Linked DNA regions of Mus musculus: region 1 is linked to region 2. A link is a loop called in an ENCODE intact Hi-C map of the cell type or tissue named here. Cell type or tissue: heart. All regions are shown on one strand.

Evidence for each region. Hi-C counts contacts between places; a loop is a spot of excess contacts. Peaks named below come from ENCODE experiments on the same cell type or tissue, not always from the same donor. Only the 100,000 strongest peaks of a DNase experiment are listed, where the experiment ranks them.
Region 1: it touches region 2 in a loop (2.2-fold over the local background); 3 of 42 quality-filtered maps call a loop at or near these places.

Annotation. Positions count from the first base shown.
Region 1 is chr15:51,244,155-51,252,154 of GRCm38, forward strand. All of the region lies in intron 4 of Gm19303 (predicted gene, 19303), which reads right to left. Among named protein-coding and RNA genes, the nearest start is that of Gm19303, 150 kb to the right of the region's middle. In heart, no CTCF peak of the experiment used is centred here; DNase peaks (open chromatin) are centred at 4,087 and 4,687.
Region 2 is chr15:51,592,076-51,600,075 of GRCm38, forward strand. No RefSeq gene overlaps it. Among named protein-coding and RNA genes, the nearest start is that of Gm34503, 4.3 kb to the left of the region's middle. In heart, a CTCF peak has its summit at 3,769; DNase peaks (open chromatin) are centred at 206 and 996; H3K4me3 peaks cover 321 bases; H3K27me3 peaks cover 273 bases.

The sequences.
Region 1 (8,000 bases), 350 kb before region 2:
CATACAGTCATTTCAACTCATATTTTTTCCTAAGAAAGCCATTTTACACATCTTTAATAGGTCTCTTTTTGAAACTCAAACTTGGCAGTCTTCCATTTCTGTGCTCATTTGTTTATCTTAAATGTCATATCTATGAGACTTTTCCTATCTAAGAGGACCAGAAAATGGAGGAACTCCAGTGACAAATAGGATTTGGGTAGGCATCTTTCTAGGGTGATGGTCCTTTGGATTTCTGACTGTACCTGGCTTAGCTCATAGAAGATTGTCCAGCATCACAGTGAGTCCCTTGTGCTTCCCAGTCAAGCTTTCACAAAGCCTTGGGTGGTGAGCTTAACAGCAAAGCTGCCTTAGCTTGGCTGGTACTTACTATTTTGAGAAAATGTTCAAAGGTCCTTCCAGTCATAAAACACTGGAGAGAGGGGAGCTAGAAAAAGTCTAACTTTAATTTCTTGAATTTGCACTTGCAAAAACACACATCTTCACCAAAATTAAGAAGACTTGAGAATTTGGCTTTCAGCAAAATTCCACCCTTGGGATAGCAGGATTGAATGCAGATTTTTGCTGTGGGCAAAACCTCACCATTATTTCTAGACAATGGGCTTTCTGTAGTGAACATGGTGGCACACTGCACATAAAATGGCCATGAGCCAATTCCCAGTTTTCTCCAGTGAGTTTGCCAGATTGGCTAAAGGAGAGAAGATTTTCATACAGACTGGTAATGTGTCTGATGAAACCTAGGGGAAATTATTCTAGTTCCCATTTTCACAAAGAATGAATGACGGTTTGAGGGCTTAGAGAAAATATGTTTGATTGCTTCCAAAAGGTTGACGGGCCACCCAATATTCCTTTAATATCTGAAGGGGACCTACCCTCACAGACATTCTGTATGAAGTTGCTCTCCTTGACTTAAATCATTACTTCTTCCCTAACTTATACATTGTGTGAATCACCTGATTCAAATGTAGAGTTTGATTCTGAGTTAAGGGGACGTGACTCTACATTTAACAAGCTCTATATGCATGGTGTTGAGATTGCTAGTCTGTTTACCACACGCTAAGTAGCAAGGAGTAAAATGACCACATGCAGTTTACATAAGCAACTCAACAAATAATACAAGAAATTGAGGAATACAGATGAACGGGATGCTCTCCGCATACCATAGAATTCTATTAAGCAGTGAAACACTGATAGATAAAAGAACCTGGATAGATTTCCAGAATATTATGGTGAGTGGAAAACTTGCAATCTCCCAAATTGTATTCCCTTCGACTAAATTTATATAATATTTGTTAAATAATAATTTTAGAAGTTAAAGAAGGTTAGTATTTGTTAATGAGATCTAAGCCCAGCAACCCAGTGTTCTAAGGTGAAAAGTGAGCAAACAACTAACAAAAAGACCAACTCAGGGTCCTGCTTCTGCCGAACTAAGTCATCTTTAATTTAATCCTAATATTCAGTTAAGGTTATTTCCAGTTCACGCATTCAACTACCTCACATGGCTGATATGATTGACTGGGATCTAGGGGCATGTTAAGAATCTTTAAATTTCAGATTTTATTTATTTAAAATGGAAATCAACAAAGTTCTTTAAAACCAAACAAAATTCTCTCTGAATTATAACTGAGCTCTAAGTTTTAAATTGGTAAGCGGCAAACATATTCAAATCAAGAGCACTGTCAAGCATCAGGTACTTCCTCGTGTTATCGCTTATGAATGATTTTCCAGGGACCCCTGTGGCTGAATTAGGAAAAACGCTGGAAGAAGCTGAGGAGGAGGGTGACCCCATAAGAAGACCTGCATTTTTAACTAACCTGGACCCCTGAGATCCCTCAGACACTGAGCCACCTACTAGGCAGCAGACACCAGATGATGTGAGGTCCCGGACACATATACAGCAGAAGACTGCCTGATTTGGCCTCAGTGAGAGAAGATGTGCTTAACTCACGAGAGACTTGAGGCCCTAAGGGGTGGGGAGGTCTGGTGGAGTGGGGGTGAGGGGTGAGGACACCCTCTTGGAGATGGAAGGAGGAGGTATGGGGTGAAGAACAGTCAGAAGGTGGACCAGGAGGGGGATAACAACTAGACGGTAAAAAAAAATAAATAATAATAATAATTAAAAAATGAAAAAGAAAAAATTCTCTTCCTTGGCACATCTACAGACTGTTGCATGTTTTTGTTTTGTTTTGCCTCCCTCTGGTAGCATATCATTTGTCCTGGTAGCAAAGTGGACAAGATCAAGCTGGACAAGTCAATCCGTCAGGCAGCCTTCAGTTATCTGCCCTATTTAAATACACTGTTTCTTCTCCCTCCCAGTGTTCTTAGTACAACAGGCTTGGCCTCTAAATATCACATCAATGAACTCATTTGTCATTTGGCTCTTGAGTTAGGTTCAGCTGGGAGTTGATAAAGAGAACCTACTAGGACGGGTGTTGTCTTCTCTGGTTCTCTCCTTTTTACTTTAGTTGTCTTATATAACCAAGAACTGTATTCTGAACAATCCATACTGAACACACATTTTTTTTTGTCCCCAGTTTTCGTAGATACTTTCCCTCACCTGTCCCTTCAGGGAAACATGAAAATGATAGGCCTATTTTCACAAGCACTGAGTAAAAACTCGAAAACTCTGTTCTTATGGCTTTTCTACAGTTCTGTCAAGTCATTGTAAAATTTGTTGCGTTGTGAAACTGTTTTAAAATTGTTCACATTGAGTGTGCTATTTGTTTTTGATTGATATATACTGTGGGGGAGGGTTTTGTTTATTGGCAGATATTTCCTCTCCTTACCTCCTTTTCATTTAATAGCATGTAAGTATGCTCTTCCTGCTAGTGGAGCATAACGGGGTGTCAAGCAAGGATACATGGGGTTGGCTTTAACACCCTAACAAGAGACATCCTTAAGATGGCATCTTTTCCTTTTTCCTCTTTTCATAAGTTAGATGTTTGGGGTAAGTGGATTTCACTAAGGGACTAATCCATGAAGCATCAGCCTTAACTAGCATCCAAAGAAAGAGAAGGGGTGGGCCGAAACTGTCAAGATCCAGGGCTTGATGACACCTCTGATCAATAGTACCACATTATACTGATGCTATTTAGACTTCTCATTAACAATGCAATATGCACCCACAGGCTTAAATTTCTGTTAATCAGGTTTTCTTTATCTGCAACTAAATTATTCCAAGCTAATGGAGCAATCTATCTTTATTGCAAATACAACCGTGCCACTTTCAGGCTTAACATATGGGAGTGATTCATCGTCATCTACAGAATAAATTTCTCTGGTAGCATGCAACATTTTTCGTGATGCTGGTACAGTTTCAGCTTCTTCACTTTCAGGATGCTTCACCCTGCATGTCACACACTCTTGCTTCCGAGCTCCGGTAGTTTCTTATAAAGTGTGACATGTGATCCTGCTTTTATATAAAAGGCTTTCTTGGGAATATCCTTTTGATCATCTTTCTCCAGTATCTCTCTTACTCATATTCAAGAGTGCATGTAATTAGACTAGGTCTGCATAGTTTTAATCAGCAAGAACCTGCTGTGAATTTTTCAAGAAGTGTGATTTATGGAATGGATTTTGTTGCTATGTTATGGATTTGTATAACAAGATGCCAGATACTGATCTCCTGGTAGCTAATTTAACCACCAACTTCAAAGATAGGGCAGCATCCTGATATTGGAACCCTCTTTCAATTCTTAATCACTTCTTCAAACGTGTTATTTTCAGAACTTTCATCCTCTGCTTCCTGACGTTCATAAGTATCTAATAAGAACCACTACTGTTCTTCACAATATCTTGACTCATCATGGTTTGGAAATGACTGAAAGGTAGATTTAGAAGTCAGGAAAAGCTCAAAATTCACCCTGATGCTTAAATTATTAGGGCAAGTAACTTAGACAGAGGCCACTCTGGCTTGATATTTCTATCCGCCTAACTCACTTTCCTTCCATTTGATGGGAGGTTTCTAAAATCCATTCTGACTTCCCCAGCCCCAACGATCTTGTCAGCTTAAGGCAGTGCAGTGTGGCTTCTGATACAGCTCATCGGCTGACACTCTTCTTCCAGATGTTTCCAATTCCCTCTACAGTTGCTCAAGCTCGGGGATGTCTGCCAATCCGTATCTCACTTGACCTTTGAGCATTTCCCAGGATGGACCACTTCGTCCTTTATGCAATTCCCTTCTGTTTTTCTTCCTTTCTTTCTTTCTTGGCTAATTTTCCTTAGTTTTCCTGGGCCCCTCTAAATATTTGCATTTCTTGGATCTGTATACAATCTCTTCTCTTTATGTTATCACTTCTTTCTCCACATACTACACTTGGCTCATACCACCCAATGCTGAGATCTCTGTCTCTGTCACTATTCACATATTAGCTCATCTCCCAACTGTCAGTACTCCCTGTTCTAAATACAATCTTTGGGGTGATCTTTGCACAAGTTGATTGTAATCTTGATGAAAACTTTTCTCACAATCCTAGAATGAAGGCTTACATCCTCCTCCTCATGTTTTCTTGTAGCAGAACGTTAACTTGTCCTCCTCTTCTGATAAGCTCTCACTGACTCTGTTCCTTATTGCCAAGAGCAGAAGGGTGATTCATTTATCTCTGCTGAACTTTGACTTTCGTAGAGTCTGGCCCTTCTGAATCCTCATCTGACTTCAGAGACACACATTCCACCCGCCTCTGCTGCCAGGCGGTAGGTTTCTGCCTTTATGGGAGAGTTTGAAGTTTCAGGGAAGGTTTGGCATGTTTGCCGACCACATATGCAAATCATCTGTTCAGGGATGAAATTAACAGCCTCAAGAAATGAAGATACAATCACCTTGGCAAGTTCCTGACTCTTGATTCCTGGGAGGGTAAACTTTGATAAGAAAACCGCATGCGTCTCTAAAGAATTTTTTGAAAACTTGGAGAACGTTGAAGGAAAGTGACTCAACGTAAGAGTCGATATCGATCTGCAGCTTGACATAATCTAGAATTTCCTGGGAGATGAGGCTTGCCCCCACCAGTGAGGGTTTTTCAAGGTTGGAAATTGCACACAATGTCATTCTATGGGCTTCAGTCTCCAGGAAGAATGTTTATAAAGCAAGCTGAGCACAACTTCTTCATTCTTGCCGTCCTGACCGTGAATGCAATGTAACCAGCCACCTCAAGCTGCTACTACCGTGACTTCCTTGTCACTGAAGGCGATCACTACACAGGACTCAGAAGAAACCTTTTCTGAATTGGCTTTTGTCTTGTATTTTGTCACAGCAATGGGAGCAGTAAGTCCTTGCTACCCACGAAACTTCCCATTAAGATAGTCACCTTACCCTGTGCCTTTCTTCACTCTTACTCTCAAGTGAAGGAACAAATCATCAGTTAAGTAGATTGTGTAAGACAAATTGGGTTCCCAAGGCATTGCTCCTCCTGAGGTTTTGGGTCTACTTAGCAGCAAAGAAGAATCCAGCCTACCATTCCATGTTGGAAGATGCCCATCTATGTTGAAAACTTCAATTTAGGGTATCTGTCTACCATAGTGATTACCAAATACGTGTAGCTCAGTAGTTCTGAACCTGCATGTCGAGACTCCTTTAGTAAACTTCTCTTTTCAAAAATATTTACGTAACTATTCATAATGGAAGCAAAATTACAGCAATGAAAATAACTTTAGGATTGGGGGTCACTATAACATAAGGAACTGCATTCTAAGGTCAAAGTGTTAAGGTTGAGAACCACTGACTTAGATGCATAAGAAACCTTTTCTACAATGTTGCTTAAAATCAGAATTAACTCTGAGATGGTCTCTGCTTTCTGCCCAGTTCTTCTGAATGATTTCAGACTTCGCTGGGAAAGAAATGTTACTGCTTAATCATGGAATATTTTCTTTTACCTCAAAACAGTGCAGATGCTAACAGCAATTGCCATGGAAGCTTCAGAACCTCAGTTCAACTCTATATCTTCAGGATTGCATCCACCAGTAAAACCAGTGTTGAAAGAAATGAAGGTGGGTCCAGGGAGCAGGCTGGACTGTCCAGCCTCACCTAAATGGTTAATGTCTAGTTCAGTTATAGCCACTGCCACCAAGAAATAAAGGCGAAGGTAAGAATAATACATTTAATGTCACCCCTAGTTTCCATGTGGCCCTGCACACCTCCACATCCACGAGTTTCTACTGTTTATATGTCACCCTCCTCTAAACATGCCAACATGCAAAAATAATAAAATCAAATGTCACAGATTTCTCTTACCATCTTTGTCTACATGAGAGGAGAAACAAACAAACAAACAAACAAACAGAGAAATCTCTATAACTCCATAAGATCTACCACTCATTTTCCAGTGAGAGGATTCTAAGGCATGGCCCCTGGTGAGTGTCACATAGAGACACTCATACTGAGGAAAGTAACCAACAGGGGCCCAACAGTCTGTGCTCATCGTGAAGAATCACAAGACACAATCATGTTGATCATTTTTAGCCATGGGCCTGTTTATTTTATAGGCTATTGAAAGATAAACATCTCCAAGTGGATGGAGAAAAAGGTTCAAAATAAGTTCTCATATAAAAAAAAAAGAGTTTCGTTAAGTTAAATTTTATCCTACCATGGCAATTTGGCATCAAATAAAATGATGATCACAAGACCACAGAGATTTTTCCCTCCAACGACATGGCTTGGAGGAATGGGGACCCAGTTAACACAGCACAGCTCAAACCAATCACCAGCTTTGAAACAAGACCTTTTAAGTAAGGTTTCTGGGAATACAGGAAGCATGCAAAAGGACTCATACCTTATACTTGGTTGCAGTGAATTCTTTTCATTCTCTTTGTGCTTCTTTTTCAAATATTCTAATTTCACTAGTGTAAAAAAAAGTAATCAAAACAGGTGATATGATTTTTTTACTGTCTTAAAATTTAAAAGTCCCATCTGTCACTAATTACACATTTATTTCATTATGCAGCACTACAAAAAATAATTACTTGAGGTTTTTTGTTGACAATTTAGAGTTTAAAGTAAATACTAATTATTTTTGTTATAACTATGTATTAAATTAAATAATTCACTGCTAGACATTTTTTAGGCTCCAAATAATTTTATTAGAACCACATAAGAAAGCAATTATATAATTGGTGACACATCTGTCAATCTTATAAATCCATCTTATGAAGTTGGAAGAATTTTTTCTTCTTCTTCTTGAAACAGAGATGGCTACTTCATGTGAACACTGCAGCATTTTCTCATGATGTATGGGGCGTAGCTAGCCAGCTGTTTGGCTCAGTCATTCTACAAAAGTAGCCCTGACACTCCTCAGTTAAGTCGTACCTAGCATGACCTTCAGCTGAAACACAAAGTCTCTTGATAACTGCTGATTTCTACTTTCAATTCTCCCAGAAATTAAAATCTCTCTCCCCAAATTCCAACCAGAAGTTGCTGTGAATTCCATTTGGAACTTGTGCTAATAATAATATTTTCTGGAATAATAACAACAGGTTTGGATTTAATTAAATATGTTGCTCACTGAAGCATCTGTTTTAAACATTCATCAATGGCAGTTCCTATGGGATGTCCACATGGGAGTGTTTTCACTCCACCACACTATCCTAACGTGTGTTTTGGAATTTTCAAATAATTAGTTAGTCTTTGTTTTGAGAGAATTAGCCAGGATAAAAAGCAATCCTTTCCTCAAATTACAGTGATAGATGGAAGGCAGTTAGGGAGGGACAATCATTCACAGAAGCAGCCGTTTCAAAGCTTATGCAATGCAGTGTTAGGAGTCAAGTTTTCCTTCATGTTCACACATAAGTCCCATTATCATTGATGAGATTTATTCACTTATCAAGCTAAGGGCACATCCCTTCCCAATTAGACTAAGTTGCTTTTGGCAAAAAGCCACTGAAAACAGCAGATGTGGAGCTCCAGAGTATATGCCTAACCTTTCAAGAACCAGAAGCCACCTTTGAAGTAGTTGTTGCTAACATGGTTTGATGGAAAACATTACATAGATAGAAAATTTCTGAATCTGTGACTT
Region 2 (8,000 bases):
AGGCGTTACAGGGTAAGGACTTTACTTAAGCAAGGTGGACTGACAGGCGCAGTACTTCCTAAAGCCAGGCAGTAGCTGAAATAAATTGGAATCAGCTTCTTTATTCCCACAGGAGACAAAGCTAAGAGGAAAAAGTCAGGGAGGGAATTATTTGCTCTCCCTCCCCGCCGCCGCCCCCCAGCCCTGGCTGCAGTGTGGTTTAATCTAATTTGCATATGAGACTGGGAGTTCCTGGAAGCTCACTCCCCTGTGGCTTCTAGACTCCCACCCTTCTTTCCACCAGTGACTGCATGCTGCCTATTTAATGGCGACTGGACACTGAGCATAGGAAAGGCTGCAAAATTCGTTTAATCGCCTCGAAAACTGGGCAATTATACTGCCCTAAAATAGTGACATCTCCTTCCAGAACCTTCAGTAGTTACTGAAAAACACATGGGATACTGTATCTACTGAGAGTGGAGCCAGAAAAGCAAAGAGTTAGTGTTTCCTACTAATACATTTTCTCCTTTCAAACTTCAGAAGGCTTCACCCCGCCACACCCAGCTACTTAAGACCGCTTCCAAGTAGTGACAGCAACTGTTGAAAGATGACATTTTTGCAACCCTTTCCCTCAAACACTCCTGGTAAGGTGGCCCTCCCCCAGTAGATCATACACTTCATCATCTCTGTCTGCCTGTCTGTCCAGAGAGGGACAGGATCCAAGAGGGAGATAACCTGTAGAGATGGTGCTGGATCAAACCGAAGGGGCTGAGCTCATGGTGCGCAATCAGTGAGGATTGGGGCGCCCCACCCCCACCCCCCGCCCACCTCGGAAGCTGAGTCATAGACCCGGCCAGTGTGTTTAATCACTTGGAAACTGGTTAGAGTGAACAGGACATGTAGTGATTAGCAATTCAGTCTGGTCTCAGAGCTTCATGTTTTTCAGTGTCCTATGCCAACTGCGGCCTTCCCCTTGTAGTCAACAGGAAGCAAGAGGAGCAGGCCAAATGTGACACCCCTTGACGTAACCCTGGATGGACTTCAGCCCTCATTCCTCCACCCAGTAATGGAGAGGTTTTAAAAAAGTAAGCCTTTCTGGCCAAACACCCCTCAAGTACCAAGGGTAGAATAAAAAGAACTTAAGAAAGCAAGCAAGCAAGCCTGTTTGGATGACTAGTTAAACCTTACGTGGATGTTACATAATAGAAGGAGGAGGAAAGGGAGGAAGAAGGGAAGATGTCTCAATTTGGGGTCTGAAGACAGTAAGAATCAAAAAGTAACAGTGAATCCACAAACTATTGTGCCAACTAGAAAGAGACTGCGACTGAGGCAGATGCAAAATCTACGTTCCTGTTTTTTTTTTTTTTTTTTTATTCTGCTGTATATGTGAAATATCCCCCATTGAACACATGTAGTCAGACCTTATACAAATGAGCCATTTAGGAAATAACTCCTATTTCTGATTAACATCACCTTGTGCTGATTCATGGTTAACCATTTGCAATTCCAGTCTTGAGAGCAGGGAGATTTAAAATGGGATCATTTCATTCACGAGTAGGGTTTAATAAAGGGGAAACCATGCGTGTCTTTGCAGTCATCCTCTAATTGCCCCTAACTTCCATTCTTCTACTCTAGTTCTTCCCACACATGGAGTCCTCAGATTATTTTCCAAAAATACCACCGCCTTACACATATTTAGTTGTCTTGTCATTGGGAGATCCATTCTGTAGCAAGGCAAGGCTAAGGTTAATAAGCCACTGGTATAAAGAGACTAGGGTTATCATTATTTTGCCAGCACTGCAAAAAGATTTCTGAGTCACGCTATTGAAGAAATTCAGTTTCTCACGTAACCCTAGGTGGGATGGCCCCTTTAGTTCAGACTGAAAAACAAATATCCCCGTTTTATTTGCTTTTATTTTGTCATGACCAGACATTGTGGCCAAAGGAATTTGTGAAAGAAAGCATTGAGTCTGTGGATCAGAACTCCAGCATTCACTCATGACCATTATGGTGGGAGCATGGCAGCAGGCATGTCACTAAGACATCCTTATCCACAAGGAGGCAGAGAGGGCTTACTGGAAATGGTGAGAGCTTCTGAAACTGCAAGCCCACCCCCTACCAGTGATGTCACCTCCAACAAGGCCACACCTCCTAATCCTTGACAGTTCTAACTGACAACCAAGCGTTCAAATAGCCTATGGTGTTGGGGGGAGGACAGTCTCATTCAAAGCAGGACAGCCCTGTAATGGAAGCCCTCACTTTTCCTCCCTGTTCCCTACAGCGAGCCTCGAGCCTCGGTGTTTCTCTTTCCTGCCCTCTCTTGTAATCCCATCTCACATCTCCACTTCACCGGAAGAAGGCATCAAAGTTCACACCTCCTCCTCTTACTAAATCAACAAGTACAATGGAAAGAGCAGCCTCCCCTATGCTATGTGTTGGGGGTGTCCTGAGAGTGAGATATCAAATGTAGATGGATTTAGGAAAGGGGTTTCTCAAGCTAAAGAGAGGGTGGGACCTCAGGGAATCCATGTAGAAACCCTGCAGAAGGCACAGGTCTGGAAGCAGGAATAACGGAATAAATTGTTTGAAAATTACCTCTTTCCTGAGGATCCCCCTACTCACAACCTATGACTCAAAAGCAACTATTTCCTCAAGCCCTTCCACAAAATGGAAGTAATAAAAAATAGTGTTAAATAATTGCAGCAATAATAAAGACCAACCATTCCTAGTGTGGAATGAGCAGTTTGAATATTCCTAAAAACAACACAGCTCATTATAAACTATTGGGCAAGAAATCCCTGAGGCAACCAGAAGACCAAAAAACTATGAGGCCCCCAGGTTCATGCCTCAGCTCCTCACAGCAGACCCAGATTCGATGTTGAAACATGGAAGAGCATCTTGCATTAGAGTAAAACAAGACAAGAAGAGAACCTGCCTTTGCCTGCCATGTCTATGACTCCTCCCTCTGACCACACAGGCTTCCATTACAATTTAACCCCTGTTTCTCAGCTGTGCCAGCTGACATCTTGGAGTTGCTTTCTTAATATCTGAGAAAATGTTGCTTTGGGAGAAAGTGTTACGAAGTAGCTACTCAATCTCACCTGCATCTACTTTTGTGTCACACAGAAAACTGGCCTAGCATGGCAAGAGTTTTAACATTGTCTTTCTAGTGCCCCAAGAGCCTACTTGGAAGCAGGAACCATTCTCAGAATCCTGTAGTATCAAGTCCCACCCACATCAATTGCTTTTGAATTGGTTGCACATGCTGTAACTTCTCAATTAATATATCTCGAGATTCATTGAATGCTTTTTAGCAATTTCCTTATCTATAAAAATAACACATGCCCAGAACCATAGAAGTAGAATAATTAAATGAGTTCACAAACCTTATATGCTTAGACCTTTTCCATTAAGAATCAGATAAAAAAAATATCTTAGGCACAGCTATACAGATCATTTCTGTCTCAGCTGCTTCACCTCCATTACAGTTGAGCGAAGTCAACCACAGATGAAGGAAGGTAACCAATAAAACTTTATTTATAAAACCAGACAGTGAGTTGGATCCAGCCACCTGCAGTAGTGAAAAGACCTCTGGCTCAAACAACAAGAGTTCAATAGATTTATTATAGTTTTTATCACAATCAGCACTGGCAGGTCAGGTTCACCTATTGCTTATGCTGCCTAATAGCATCATTAATTAAACTCTTAAGTACCTAACCTTGTCCATTCATCACTGGCCACTGAGGAGGAAAGAGAACATGGCAGGCTCTTTGCCTTGCTTATACATGCATATCATCTAGTGGTGGAGAGGTGCAATTGCAAGATTTTTCCCCCAGAGTGTCTTGGTCATGTTCAAGCACACTCTCACCAGAAGATAGCTCTCTCAGGCCATCCTCATGGAACAGCGATGCCCACACCATAGACACTGGTCACAGCCCCATGGTTTCAGACATTCTTCCAACAAGCCCTTGTATTGTGCTTAGAAAACAGGGTTTTTGTGTAGATGACCCTAAGTGTTCAGCGAGGAGGGAAAATGAACCTGATTATGAAAATATTTGTTAGTCAAGTAATTGTGTGCTCAACAATATGAACATTAGATGAAAATATAATTAACATTTGTTATCTTGAAGTTAGTTCTCAGCAGAACACAAAGATATTTCTCAGCATGAAATATGGAGGAGTCCTTATCCAAGATCTTAACTTTCTCTCTACAGTCTTGGTCTGTGGTCTGTGCAGGCTGCTAGTCACCTTCTGCACCTGGTTCTGATCTGTGTTCCATGATGACATATGTTACCATTACCACAACCTCATATTAAGGACAATAGTACAAATGGTTGAGAACTGGTCTCTCTGATATTGTGTAGATGTGAATAGTGAATCAAATCTTCATAAACATTCTAGACCTGGCTTTTTTTTTCTCTCTCTCTCTTATTGTGTTCAGAGATTCTGTCATTCTTTGTATTTTTGAGAAAATTTTCTCCGCCTTGTTTCTGAGACTCATGGATTTCTTTGTTTTCTCAGCTATATCCTTATAGAACCACCATTACCACCACAGCCCTTGCCTTCCACGGCTCCTGGATGGCCTGAGACCCACATCTCTATTTTCTGGCGAACTCATTTCCTGGGCATTTGGGTCCCTCCCTCCTTCCCTCTACTATGACTTAGAAGGGCTCCCCAGTGCTGCCCTTGAGGAAGTTTTCCACCCTATGTTTGGAAAAAGTCCCTATTTTATATTTCCCAACTGTTGAAGTTGATGGGAAAGTCTGGTCACAATACTCTTTGGATTAGCTTTGAGATTCTGGGCCCCTTGCCCTTCCCAGCAATTTATGTGCCTCGTCAGGTTTTCCACAGTCATCAGATAGATAGCACACTTCCTCTTTGCATCTATCTGCCTCTGGGCTCACCCCCTAAGTTTTAGGATGTTCTTGGAATCATGTGTGAAGACAATGCTGGGCGATAAATCAATGGATGCAGCACTTGAAAGCTCAGAATTCTGTCCTTGACTGTAATAGGATGTAGTGGGACAAGGAAGTCAACACTAAAGTCCACCTCAGTCAATGTAATCTGTCCATCTAGATCTAAAGTTGTTCTGAAAAGAGACCACCTGGGTTTCAGTTATAGTCCTGCATCACTTAACAAGAATATGTTCTGAGAAAGGAATCATTAGGAGACTTTGGAGGTTGGTTGGTTGGTTGGTTGGTTGGTTGGTTGGTTGTTTGGTTGGTTGGTTGGTTAGTTAGTTGATTAGTTAGTTGATTAGATTGCTTGCTTGCTAGTTTATTGAGAGAAAAATCTCCTGTATTCCATGATAGCCTGAAACTATATTCATAGATGAGGATGAATTTAAACATTAGGTCCTCCTGTGTCCATGTGCCCTGTGCTGAGATTATAAGTATATGCCACCACATCAAGTTTATGCAACAGTGGGAAGCTGAATTCAGGGCTCTGTGCCCATTAATCAAGTGTTCTACAGACTAAGCTAAGGCTTCCCTCATGCCAGGAGTTTCGTTTTGTGGGACCATCTATCACAGAGTACACTTGTACAAACATAGCTTGCCAGCCCATCAGTTGATGGTATGATGGTGTGAAACAGTCACCACACTGGTGGCAGTACAGCCTATTCATGCCACTTCCAGGAAAAGATATTAAAATAATTTACCCAGCACCCAGCAAGCTTCCAGCCTTCTTTAGCAGAAAACAAAGGCTCTGAGTTTCTGTTTTGGAGGAGCAAACACACTTCTCTTTTCTTTTTGGCATCAATATCTCTTCCAGGTACATCAATTCAGGGTTTTCAGTGGTGGAGCCTGCTTGGACTCCAGCTACCACTATCTTCCTTTTCATTACCCAACACCCCAGGGGCTTGCACCTCAGATGTGCCTGAATGTAGCACCGTGGTGCTGTCTGTATGAGAAAGGGCCTGGAATCCTTTTGAATGCTCAGTAGGTTTCTTCCCATTTCAGAATTTCTGCTTCCAAGTTCTACAAGAAAGAGATATTTTTGAATTTTTATTTGTGGCATATATCCTGCTTATGCCAGCAGATGCGTCAAAGATACCACAACTAAAATAGGATTTTTATAGGAAAACAGAATGTAGGGCCTGAATTAATTGCTGACATCATATGTACTCCCTCAGACTAGCTATTCCGAAACAACTCTGCCCCCTTCCCACATATTTTACCCCCTACCCATTCGTTGTTATTATTAAGGACACATGTATAGAAATAGGATCTTGCCTTAGTGAACTCTTTCCATGCCAGCTGCTCATTCCTCCAACGGATTTTACAATTGTCCCTTTCCACATCACAGTCAGTCATTGTACAAACGAGAATGTCCTCCAAGAACAGATTGTGACTTTAGGTGGAGAAAGAGCAGCCATCAGAAGCAGATGAACTCTCAGTGAGCCAAGATTGGGACTGTGCCACAAATGTCCTCAGGAAGACATGGGGGAAGAAATACAAATGAAGAAAAATCAAAACAATAGATTAAAGCAGAGGTGAGACTATGCTGAAGAATATTGAGAAACAGGTTTTTAAGAGATATCAGTTATTTCGTAGGTTGTATATGACCACAAATCTTAAAAGTTTGTAGCCTCGGCCACAATTCTGAATTCCCCTACTTAGGCTGAATTTAAGCCACAATTCTGAATTTCCCTACATAAGACCTAGGCTCCAAAATAGGTGCCACTATTTGCTGCCACTGCTCTTAAATAGTTCTGTATTATTTCTCTTTTTAAAGTAGTTTTTATCTTTTGAGGATATAATTACATCATTTCCAACTTTCCCTGTCCTCCTTCCAATCTCTCCCATATATGCCCTACCCCCTTTTTCTCTCACAAACTCATGACTTCTTTTCCTACAATTTCTTACATTAAACTCAGCACTTGAATGCTTTCCATCTGCTATAAGGTATTTTGGGTCTCCAGCAACTTCTTCCATTTTATCCTCTTCACCGTATTTATTAATTAGAGAGAATTGATGAATGTACCAAGCCTGGTTGTGTTTTGCTTTGGCTTGTTTTGGGTTGGGTTGGGTTGAGTTGGGTTGGGTTGGGTTGGGTTGGTTTTTTGAAAGCTTTAATTTTGGTTAATTTGGAAGTAAAATCATGATGGAGAGGGCCTGTGGATAAAAGAGTCTTGAGAAGCCTATCAGAGGACTTGCTAGAACTGTGTTGTGATTTGTTTTACTGCTCCCTAAAATTCATCCTATATTGTGTTCAAAATCACACTCTCCTTCTATACACCTGTATATGGTGGACTTCTCAGAATGGACCCGAGAAGGACAAATGTAGAGTGAATCACAAATAAATACCAAAAAAATTTAACGAAAACTCTATGTCTCAACTAAGAGAATTATGTCTTGTTGAAAGTTTCTGCATTTGCCAGTGGTAGTGATTTACATTTGTGTGTGTGTGTGTGTGTGTGTGTGTGTGTGTGTGTGTGTGTGTGTGCGTGTGCCACAACATACATGTGGAAGTCAGAAGACAACTTGCAAGAGTCAGTTCTCTTGTTCTACTGTGTGGGATCAGGGATTGAACTCAGGTCATCAGGCTTGGTGGCAGATGCCTTCACCCATTGAACCTCCTCATCAGCCCAGTCAGCTATGAATGTTAACCTGATACCTAATGCAGTCACCCCTAGGAGAGGTATCTTAGAAGGTAAGCTTAAATATCTTTGTTTTCCACTCAAGAAAGGTAAAGTTGAATAGCTCATCCAAATTCTAATCTAGCGCATGCCATCTCAGGTCAAGCCAACTCAAGAACATCTTTGCTTAGTTCCTCCTTCAAGGTTTCTCCAGCATTTTCCAAACAGTTTACCTTACCCCTTCCAGACCCAGTATCCTCTCAATCATGGCAATCCAGGGGCAGCTACAATGTTACAGTTTTGAAACACAGCCACTGGGCAACAATGAAGTAGAAACTCTGGTCTAGCAGATAGAGCACTTAGGCCCTGGGCAACTTCCCGGGCTCTTGTGCTTGCTGTGTAGCCTTTAGTTCTCCCCTCTGAAAACTGCACCCGTATTTTG